2 separate regions of the Homo sapiens genome follow, and region 1 is linked to region 2. A link is a loop called in an ENCODE intact Hi-C map of the cell type or tissue named here. Cell type or tissue: HCT116. All regions are shown on one strand. Each heading gives the region's core, and the rest is flanking DNA. Links, peaks and the distances in the headings are about the cores only. Region 1 overlaps KANK4 (KN motif and ankyrin repeat domains 4). Region 2 has its middle 38 kb from the start of ATG4C.

The links. Hi-C counts contacts between places; a loop is a spot of excess contacts. Peaks named below come from ENCODE experiments on the same cell type or tissue, not always from the same donor. Only the 100,000 strongest peaks of a DNase experiment are listed, where the experiment ranks them.
Region 1: it touches region 2 in a loop (5-fold over the local background); 2 of 110 quality-filtered maps call a loop at or near these places.

What each region holds. Positions count from the first base shown.
Region 1 is chr1:62,291,343-62,296,727 of GRCh38, reverse strand. All of the region lies in intron 1 of KANK4 (KN motif and ankyrin repeat domains 4), which reads left to right. Among named protein-coding and RNA genes, the nearest start is that of KANK4, 25 kb to the left of the region's middle. RefSeq lists an enhancer at 522-581. In HCT116, for the core only: a CTCF peak has its summit at 2,346 (motif pointing left); a DNase peak (open chromatin) is centred at 2,397.
Region 2 is chr1:62,743,847-62,749,231 of GRCh38, reverse strand. No RefSeq gene overlaps it. Among named protein-coding and RNA genes, the nearest start is that of ATG4C, 38 kb to the left of the region's middle. In HCT116, for the core only: a CTCF peak has its summit at 2,495 (motif pointing right); a DNase peak (open chromatin) is centred at 2,541; H3K4me3 peaks cover 459 bases.

The DNA.
Region 1 (5,385 bases), core at 180-5,179, 450 kb after region 2:
TTTCAAAAATTAGCCGGGCATGGTGGTGTGCACCTGTAGTCCCAGCTACTCAGGAGACTGAGGCAGAAGGATCACCTGAGCCCAGGAGATTGAGGCTGCAGTGACCTGTGGTTATGCCACTGCACTCCAGACGGGGTGTCAGAGCGAGACCCTGTCTCAAAAAAACAAAAACAAAAACCAAAAAAACCACCAAAAATAATTTCTGTGCTTTCGGAGCCTTCTAAGTAATTTCCTACAAAGGACACTTCTGGCAGAGCTTTCTTGGCTGTTATCCCTCCATTATTATGCAGATTGAGGTCATTCAGTGATGAAAAAGCCATGGACAAATGGAGCCAATATTGGAATTCCCAATGAAGGGGCCAGAGAGAGGCTGGCAGTGGAGGGATGAGTAGATGCCAGAGGCGGGGGAGGTGAGGGAGTGAAGAACCAGGTGGGAGGATTCACATAAGGATGTTGGGGAACGGCACACACTGCTGCTGGGGCAGTCACTCTGCTGGAAATAGACACCTAGAACAGCAGAGATGGGAAAGAAAAAATTTAAGACTTTTGCTTCGTGCTAAGAATGCACTTCCCGTTTGGTATTTTCTCTAGAGACCGCAGTGAAGGTTTGGATTGCTTCCAATTAACTTTTTTCTCCTTAACTGCTGATTCTTTGAACACAGCCCTGAACTGAGGCTGGGCCATGAGGCAGCATCTTTATCTGGTTTACAGAGGAGTCGTGCCCAGGTTGTCCTAGGCACTGAGTAAGGATGGGTAAAGGACTTACCCAGGACAGAGTCAATACTTAATTGATGTTGGCAACTATTTTTATTGTTATGCGTTATACTTTCCCTGCAGCCAGAGGCTGCAAGCAAAGATCACCAACAGAAGTATGAGCAGTTCTCTGGCACACTTTACCACAATAAAAACTCCATTATTCCACATTTAAACTGGGGACGCTGGCCACATTCTTTTTAAAGAAACCATCAATTCCATGTCCTCCAATATCACACTGAGGACCAGTACATGAGATTTGTAAAGGAAAGCACTGGGTTAGGAGTCTCAAAAGCAGACTCTGACCTTGGCCCTGCTGTATGAGGTGGGCAGGTCATTGAGCCTCAGTTGCCCCTTTATGGGTGCAAATGTCGTCCAAGACCCTGTTTTATATTTCTCTCCTCCCAACAGTAGATAATCAGTGGACTGATTGAACATAAAGGATACCCAGGAGCACAAAAGGGGAACCTTGATTTGAAAGAGCCCATAACCTGGCTGGAAGAAAAGATGTGAGCAAGGCCAGGTGCAGTGGCTCACCCCTGTAATCCCAGCACTGTGGGAGGCCAAGGCGGGTGGATTGCCTGAGCTCAGGAGACCAGCCAGGATTGCCTGAGACCAGCCTGGGCAACATGGCGAAACCCTGTCTCTACTAAAAATACAAAAAAATTAGCCGGGCTTTGTGGCGGGCGCCTATAGTCCCTGTAGCTACTTGGGAGGCTGAGGCAGGAGAATCGCTTGAACCCGGGAGGTGAAGGTTGCAGTGAGCCAAGATGGCGCCACTGCACTCCCGCCTGGGCGACAGAGCAAAATTCCATCTCAAAAAAAAAAAAGAAAAGATGTGAGCAGAGTCACTAATAAAAGTCTGCCTATGCTATGCTCCAAATGCCCCACCATTCTGTGACACCTTTGAGCTGCTCCGTGGGGTGATATAAACCTGGGTGATATTGTCAATTTTGGCAATGCCTTTTCTTAGTAACTTTGCCCACATTAAAGCAAAACAAAACCCAGGCCACAACAATATATAACCTTCCTTTGTATTACCGGATGGAACACTGAAGGAATCCCATCTCTTTCAAGGGAAAGTTGAAGTTCAGAGAAGTTCCTGGTGCACTTCATCTCTCCTGAAGTCTCTTTGATTCATCTCTGATGATACCTGCCCTTCCTCTGGCTGGCATGCTGCCGAGGCTGGGTGGTCACCATCTTTGCTGGACCCACATCACACATGTCCGCTTCTTGTCAGACTGAACTTGCCAGAGGGTTAGGTGGGGCATTGTGAAATAATAACAGCTTTCCCGCCTGAAAAATCTGGAAACATCGCTTTCTCCACCCAGGTTCTGGGGATCACTTAGCCTCAGTTTGGTTTAAACTGATTTTCCTGAATGTGCAGCCTGTGCATATTTGAGCCAACAAAAACCTTCCTCCCAACCCAGAAGGCAGATGCAACAGCCCACGCAAGCTCTAAACTGTCTGCACCTGCAACTCGAGCTGTGGCACCCAGCTGATGCCTGCAGAGGCATCTGCTGAATTCTGGACCAGGGATGATGCTGCTCGGATGGGAGCTGCCCAAAGAGGGTGGGTGCAGGGGTGCCCCCCTGTGGAGTATTTGTGCCTACCCTTGAGAGGCTTTCGCTGAAGTGACCCAGGAGGGAGGAAGTGGAGCTGAATTCCTAGGAAACATTTACTCCAAATTGTGGTTTCCAAGCCCTCTGGACTGTAGCCCAGTTCAGGGGAGCAAAAGACTTTGTGGCCCACTGAGTCCACTCGCTCCTACTTTGCAGTGGGAGAGAATTTGGTAGTAACAAAGGATTAAAGGAGAAGAGAAAACTAATCAAAGTAATGCAGCAAATACTCAGGACAACAATCAACAGAAACTCCTAAAAGTAATTTTATAAGTAATGTAAATTAATAGAGTAGAAGCAGTTTAAAACCAAGAGATTGCCGATGCTGCGTTGTAGCCATTAAGGGTCACGGTTGCGAACACCAGAACCTGCTCTAGCAGGCCTATCTATTTATAATAGAAGAGGAATTTATTAAGGGATATGAAGTAGCTGAACATCACGCCACCATCTCCCCATAGTCACTTGCTGTAAATTCCAGTTTCAATCTTGGGGAGGTGGGTCTTCTGAGAAGGAAATAACCAAGTATAGGAAGGGTGTTCACAAAAGTGCTGGGTAGCTGAAGAAAAGCACACAACAAATGTCTTCTGCACTAATACCAAAACGCCCTTCCTGAGAATTGGAATTCCACCTCTTAGGCTGGGTGCATACACAGGAGTTTCGCTGTATTGTTTAGTGATGGATGGTGGTCACCTTTCTTTACAGAATAGAAAATGAATATTCTCAGTAAACTCTTCTAACACACTAATTTTTGTTTATTAATGCCAAGGCTTATTAACCCTCAATAACTCACATATTATGTTCCTAGTTCCTTATAAAAATGAATTCCCATGTAATACACTTGCTTGTAAGAATTGAAGAGAATACACATATTTGAGATGCATTTTTTATTCTTTTAGAAACCCTTAGTTTCTATCACTGGGCCAGGGACTCTGCTTTGAGAATTATAGATTTCAAGAATTGAGGCCGGGCATGGTGGCTCACACCTGTAATCCCAGCACTTTGGGAAGCCGAGGCCGGTAGATCATCTGAGATCAGGAGTTCGAGACCAGCCTGGCCAACATGCCAAAACCCCATCTCTACTAAAAATACAAAAAAAAAAAATTAGCGGGGTGTGGTGGTGCATGCCTGTAATCCCAGCTACTCAGGAGGCTGAGGCAGGAGAATCACTTGAACTTGGGAGGCAGAGGTTGCAGTGAGCCGAGATTGTGCCATTGTACTCCAGCCTGGGCAACAGAGTGACACTCTGTCTCACACACACACACACACACACACACACACACACACACACACACAAAGATTGAGACACTTAATGGCAGGGGCATTTCTAGGGCCCTATTAAGAGATCTCTGGGAACTGTGAAAGACCCAGAAGAAGAAGGCTTGATTCTTGCTGTCAGGGAGCTTTCAGTCCAGCAAGAAGCATTAGGCAATTATCCAGTGACAAAGGTGGATGGCAGGACTAGACAGGGACCATGAGACGAGTTAGTTAACTTGCCCAAGGTCTCAATATATAGGAAAAGCAGCATTTGAACCCGTGTCTGTTGGATTCCAAAGCTGACTTTTGCCACTACCCTGTCCAGCAGGCTGACAAATCAGTGATCAGCTGACTTCCTTGTGTAGAACAGGTGATCCAAAACATGTCCAGATATATCAAACTGAGATTTCTGAAGCCTTTCAGGGTTCACCTCCCATTAAAATAGAGATTTGCCATTCTCAATTGGAGGAAGGCTTTTATAGTTACAAATTGGACTCCTAATCCCATGTGGCCTCACACCGATTAAAGAGTAGTTATTTACTATAGGATTTCAGAAATTAGAGAATTCTACCCAAATAGGCTCTCCAGATGGCTTCCTGGGGGAGGTGGGGTCTGGTGAGAGGAATGGGTAGGATTTGAACAATAGGTAATATGGGGAAATACTGGTCTAGTCAAGTGGCACCATGTAAGGGCAGACATAAAACCTTGAAGGAGAGGCTTAGAGTGCAGTTCTCATTGAGAACTTGCCATACCTCCTGCGTGTTCACGTGTTTCTAGGGTCATGGTTATTAAGGAAGAAAACACAGAATGGGCCCTTGTATGGACTCTATTACCAAGGTACTGTGTGACATTGAAAACAGGGTTAGATTAGGTGACCTGAAAAAATCCTTTTTAGCTCTTGTGAACCTTGAAAACATCATGTTAAGTGAAAGAAGCTAGTCACAAAAGATCACAGTGGTGTATGATTCCATTTGTAGGCAGTGTCCTCAATCGGCAAATCTATACAGACAGAAAGTAAATTCATGGTTTCCTGGGGCTGGGAGGGAATGGGGAGTGGAGTGGAGGGAATAGGGAATAACTGCTAACGAGTAGGGCATTTCTTTTTGGGGTGGTGAAATGTTCTGGAAATAGAGGGTGATCTTTTCAACAAATGGTGCTGGGAAAACTGAATATTCCCATGCAAAAAAATAAAGTTGTCTGAGTATGGTAGCTCACACCTATAATTCCAGCACTTTGGGAGGCCAAGGTGGGTGGATCACTTGAGGTCAGGGGTTCCAGACCAGCCTGACCAACACAGTGAAACCCCATCTCTACTAAAAATACAAGATTAGCCAGGCGTGGTGGTGCACACCTGTAATCCCAGCTACTTGGGAGGCTAAGGCAGGAGAATCACTTGATCCCGGGAGGTGGAGGTTGCATTGAGCTGAGATCACGTCATTGCACTCCAGCCTAGGTGACAGGGAGAGACTCTGTCTCAATAACCAAAAAAAAAAATTAGGTGTACCTGGTGGTATGCACCTGTAGTGCCAGCTACTCAGAAGGCTGAGGTGAGAGGATTGCAGAGCCCAGGCGTTTGAGCCTGTGGTGAGCTATGATTGTGCCACTGCACTCCAGCCTGGGCAACAGAGTGAGACCCTATCTAAAAAAATTAATTAATTAGTTAAATTATACAAAAAAATGAAGCTGGAAGCTTATCTTATACCATATACAAGGTTATTGCAAAATATATCAAGAAGAAATTTTTTGCAAATCATATATC
Region 2 (5,385 bases), core at 90-5,089:
TACATTGGCAACATGACAAGCATTGCACATTAACAGTGCAAATAGTTTTATCTTTATAAAAATATTTAACAAGTTAAATAAAATTAAAATTAAATACTATTAAATATTTTCAAAATATTAAATTTTTATTTTACTTGAATAATTTTTATTTTGTTAATAAAATTTTTGCTTTGAATTTTAATAAATGAAATTAACAATTTCAGAAGAAAAATAACTTTTTAAAATATAAAAATAATTGTTAAATTTTACATTTATTTTAACTTATATTTTTATAAAATTTATGCAAATTTTATGACCTTATACTTTTTTATTTTTTAATTCCTCAGGCCATTTTACAATAAAATACAATTTATGTAAAAATATTGATTATAAAAACACATTTAGTTATTTTGTTGAAATTAAGGGAAGAAAACTAATCTCATGGAATAAGCATGTGTGATGAGTTGAATTGTGTCCCCTGCTCCTAAAATTTACAGGTTGAAATCCTAAACCCCAGTAACTCAGAATATGACCTTATTTGGAAATAGAATCATTGCAGATATGATTAGTTAAGGTAAAGTGAGATAATACCAGAGTAGGGTGAACTGTGAATCCTATATGACTGGTGTCCTTATTAAAACGGGAAATTTGAACACAGAGACAAACATGAAGGGATAACTCTAGGTGACGATTGGAATTATACTTTCCAGTAGGAGCATGAGACAGATCTTTTCTAGCTCCTTCAGAGGGAGCATGGCCTTGTCAATGCTTTGATCGTGGACCTCCGGTCTCTAAAATTGTGAGATAACAAATTTCTGTTGTTTAAGCCACTCAGTTGGTGGTACTTTGTTATAGCAGCCCTAGCAAACTAATATAGTATGCAATAATTTATAAATTATGTATGTCTTTCTTTTATTACTTGCCCAAATATTGCCAGTCTATCAACAGGATACACAGACATACACAATAATACTTAATTAAGCTCAATCAACTTTGATATTCAATCAATTTGTTATTCATCAATTTGATGACATTCAATAACAGAAAACCATAAGTTTAACCATATTTCCCAATTTGTTATTATAAAAGTATATTTAGACAAGGTAGAAAGATAAAAAAGTATAGTTTTAGCTCTTATAATTAGGTCTATGATCCATTTTGAGTTCCGATGGTATATGCTATGAGGTTAAGAGTTCATTCTTGTGCAAGTGGATATTCAGTTGTCCTAGTGTCATTTGTCGGAAAGATTATTTTTGCCCCACTAAATTGTATTGGCATGTTTGTTGAATATCAGTTGCCCATAAGTTATGGATGTATTTCTGAACCTGCAATTCTATTCTGTTGATATATATGTCTATCCTTATGCCAGCACAATACTGTCTTGACTACTATAACTTTGCGGTAGGTTTTGAAATTGGAAAATGTGAGTTCTCCAACTTTCTTCTTTTTCAACACTGTTTGGCTCTTCTGGGTCTCTTGCATTTCCTTATGGAGTTTAGAATAATCTTGTCAATTTCTGTAAAAAAAAAAAAAAAGCCAGCCAGAATTTTCATAGGAATTACGCTGAATCTGTAGCTCAATTTCAAGAGTATTGACATCTTAACAATATCAAGTCTTCCAATCCATGAACACAGATGCCTTTCTATTTATTTAAACCTCTAATTTCTTTCAATGATTTTTGTATGTTTTGTGTAGAAATCTTGCATTTCTTGTGTTAAATTTATTCCTAAGTATTTTATTCTTTTTGATGCTATTGTAGATGAAGTTGTTTTCTTAATTTCATTTTCAGATTACTTGTTCCTAGTGAATAGGAAAAATAACTGATTGTTGCATATTGATCTTGTACCATACCACCTTGAGTACACTTATTTATTAACTCTTAAACTTTTTTGTGGATTACCTAGGATTTACTTTCTGTATATGTGATGTCATCCATAAACAGATAGTTTTGCTTTTCTCCTTTCCAATTTGGATGTGTTTTATTTCTTTTTCTTAACTAATTGCCCTGATTAGAACCTCTAGAACAATGTTGAATAGAAGTGACAAGAACAATATCTATGTCTTGTGTCTGATCTGAAGGGAAAATCTTATTAGCTGTTGGACTTTGAGCAAGATATCTAACTTCTCCGTACTCAGTTTCCTTATCTGCAAAATGAAAATAATAATAGTACCTCCTTTATAAGGTTCTTGTGAAGATTATAAGAATCAATACAAGTAAAGTACATGGATCAGTGCTGGACATATGTCGTCTGCTTTTATTTTGGTCACTTTACTAAACATCACATGTACTGTCATCATCATTCTTAGCGTAATAGACAAGTTGGCTAAATTTCAAAGAATAATTCCTAAACCTGGGTATCTGTGTTACAAATTGTAGCTTATATTAAAGATATCCTCCTTCATAAAAAGTATAACATGAAGGTTGAGCAGATTAAATATGTCTAGAAAGTTGACCCTAGAATTAGTGATGAGAAAATATTGGGCATAGAAACGTAACAAATTAAACAGATTTCAATGAGTTGCCAGTAGATGGCTCTCTTAATCTGCTATTTCATTTTGAGTTCAGCTCTGTGCTTTTTTATATATTAAGTCACATCATCAAAAACCGCTGAAGAATGAGGCAGAGTGCTTTCCAGGAGCGATCTAATTTATTTGCCTTTCTTCTGGTGGGATTTACCATTCACAGTTGTAAACACACTTGCAGAGAAACCTCCTCAGTCAACCTCTGAGCTGAGAAACCTCCTCAGCTATGGTTTTGTTTGTTTTTAATTAATAAAACATGAGGAAACACTTTTGGATTTTGTTTTGTTTCGTTTTATTTTGAGACAAGGTCTCACTCTGTCACCTAGGCTGGAGTGCAGTGGTGCAATCTCAGCTCACTGAAACCTCTGCCTCGGGGTTCAAGCAATCCTCCTGCCTCAGCCTCCTGAGTAGCTGAAATTACAGGTGTGTGCCCCCATGCCCGGCTAATTTTTTAAATTTTTTGTAGAGACGGGGTTTCACCGTATTGCCCAGGCTGGTCTCAAACTCCTGACTCATGCGCCTGCCTCGGCCTTCCAAAGTGCTGGGATTATAGGTGTGGGCCACCAGGCCCGGCCTGGAAATGTTTTAATTGGAGCCTTAGAATGTCAATTATTTTTATTCACCGTGCTAGATGAATGAACATAATTTATTTTTTTAATTTTTCACAGACAATGGACTTCCAGTTTTTCTTGCTATATTTCTTTTTAATAGCTTTAGACCTGTCTAATCCTTCCCTCAGTTTTTCTCTGTATTATAATAAAGCCAAGTAATGGACTTATACAAATTTATCTTTTCTTTCTTTCTTTTTTTATTTTAGAGATAGGATCTCTCTATGTTGCCCAGGCTGCATTTGAACTCCTGGGTTCAAAGTGATCTTCCTGCTTCAGCCTCCCAAGTAGCTTGGACTACAGATACATAGCACCATGCCGGGCAAGTCTATTTGTTCTTTAATATATCGGTTAGCTGTTCAAGACCTTTCTGTTCCTGTGGCACTTTGCCTTCATTTTATTATACTGTCATTTATTAGCATTGATTACTTTTACTACTAGTTCCTCAAATGTTTGGTGAAGCTATACCTTATTCTCTAAGACATTAGTTGCTGTGACAGATACATCCAGATGTTTGCCTGTCAAACCTTACAATGTATAGAGTTCATAGCCCTACCTACTGCTTCTGCAAAGTTCTAGAACTTATTTCCTCAGAATTATGTCTCTAAACTCCTAAATATGCCTGTGCTCTACAGTTCCATCCCATCCTAGGCCAGTTGAGAGAGGAAGAACAGACTCTTCCACTGGTTTCACAAAAAACTTGCTTGTAGCCAAATACTTGATAAAAGTCTGCAGGGTTCTAGAGAGGAGTCACAGGGCAAGGTGCCTAGTCTTTCACCAGTTCAAACAGTTGTTTGGTTTCCCTTCATATTTTCTCTTCTTTACTTCTCTCCATTTCATCCCTATATCTCCAGAATAAAAAAAATAAACTCAACCCTCTTCTCCACAGAACCGTTCTTCCAAGAGTCAGATGTTAAGTTCCTCAGATTCCTGAACTGTTCCCATGGGTAACTCTAAAGCTGGATGGCCTTTTAGGTACGTCCTGAATCAAGGCAAGAGGCCAGCCCTTTGTATCCCTCATTGATCAGTCTTTGGATTCAAGCTATTCTCAGGGAGGAGGGATAAACTTGAGTGAGACACCTCCCTTTGTCTCAGAAAGAGACTCAACTATGAGCCATCAGCAGCCAACACTCCCAAAACCTGAAGGAAACCAATGCTTCGATTCTAAATAAGGCATCTGGGTAGTGTGCTGTAGAATTCACTTCAGAGTCCATCTTCAGAAGAAAAAAGCAAGGCCCCAAAAGCAAGAAATAAACCAGAATAAGCTATGAAGACCCAACAACATTATTTGAGTCCCTTAGCACAGTTCTATTCCTGGAATTTGTAGGGATGTGAGCCAATAGATTCCATTTTCTGCTTTTGCTGTTTGAAATTGGGTTTCTGGCACTTACAACTGAAGGACTCCTGACTAACAATACTTTATGTTTGAAGAAAGCAATAATCACTATTTTCTACTTCCTGCACTTATCACAATGTTTGTATTATAATTTCTTTGTTTATACATCTATTTCTCTAATGAAATTATAAATTTCTTAAAAAATCATATTAGGTTGGTGCAAAAGTAATTGCTGGTTTTGCCATACTTTTATTTACCCTATCTCTAGCATCTATAGAAATGCATAAATAAAGGTGATAGGGAATAAATATTTGTTGAATTAATGAATAAGAAAGTGCCAAGATTATAGACAATGAATGGGTATGGACATGGAAGAGTTCACAGGGCACAATAAGTAAAGAAAGGGTAGTCAAAAATTGACTTACCAAAAAAATAGACTTGAAAGACATAATATTTGGGCTCTCAGAGTTCACATCTCCTCTCTTAGCCCTACCCAAAGTGGAATTTAACCAAAGATACTTAGATTTATTTATTTATTTACTTATTTATTTATGAGACAGAAATGTGTTCTGTTGCCCAGGCTGGAGTGCAGTGGTGCAAACATGGCTCACTGCAGCGTTGATCTCCTGGGCTCAAGTCATCCTCCTGCCTCAGCCTCCTAAGTAGCTGGGACCACAGGCACACACCACCATCCTTGGCCAATTTTTAAAAAAATTTTATTTATTTATTTTTAAATTTTTTTCCTTAAGTTATTGGGGTACAGGTGGTATTTGGTTACATGAATAAGTTCTTTAGTGGTGATTTGTGAGATTTCAGTGCACCCCATCACCCGAGCAGTACACACTGCACCATATTTGTAGTCTTTTATCCCTCACCCCCTTCACACTCTTCCCCTCAAGTCCCCAAAGTCCATTGTATCATTCTTATTATGCCATTGTG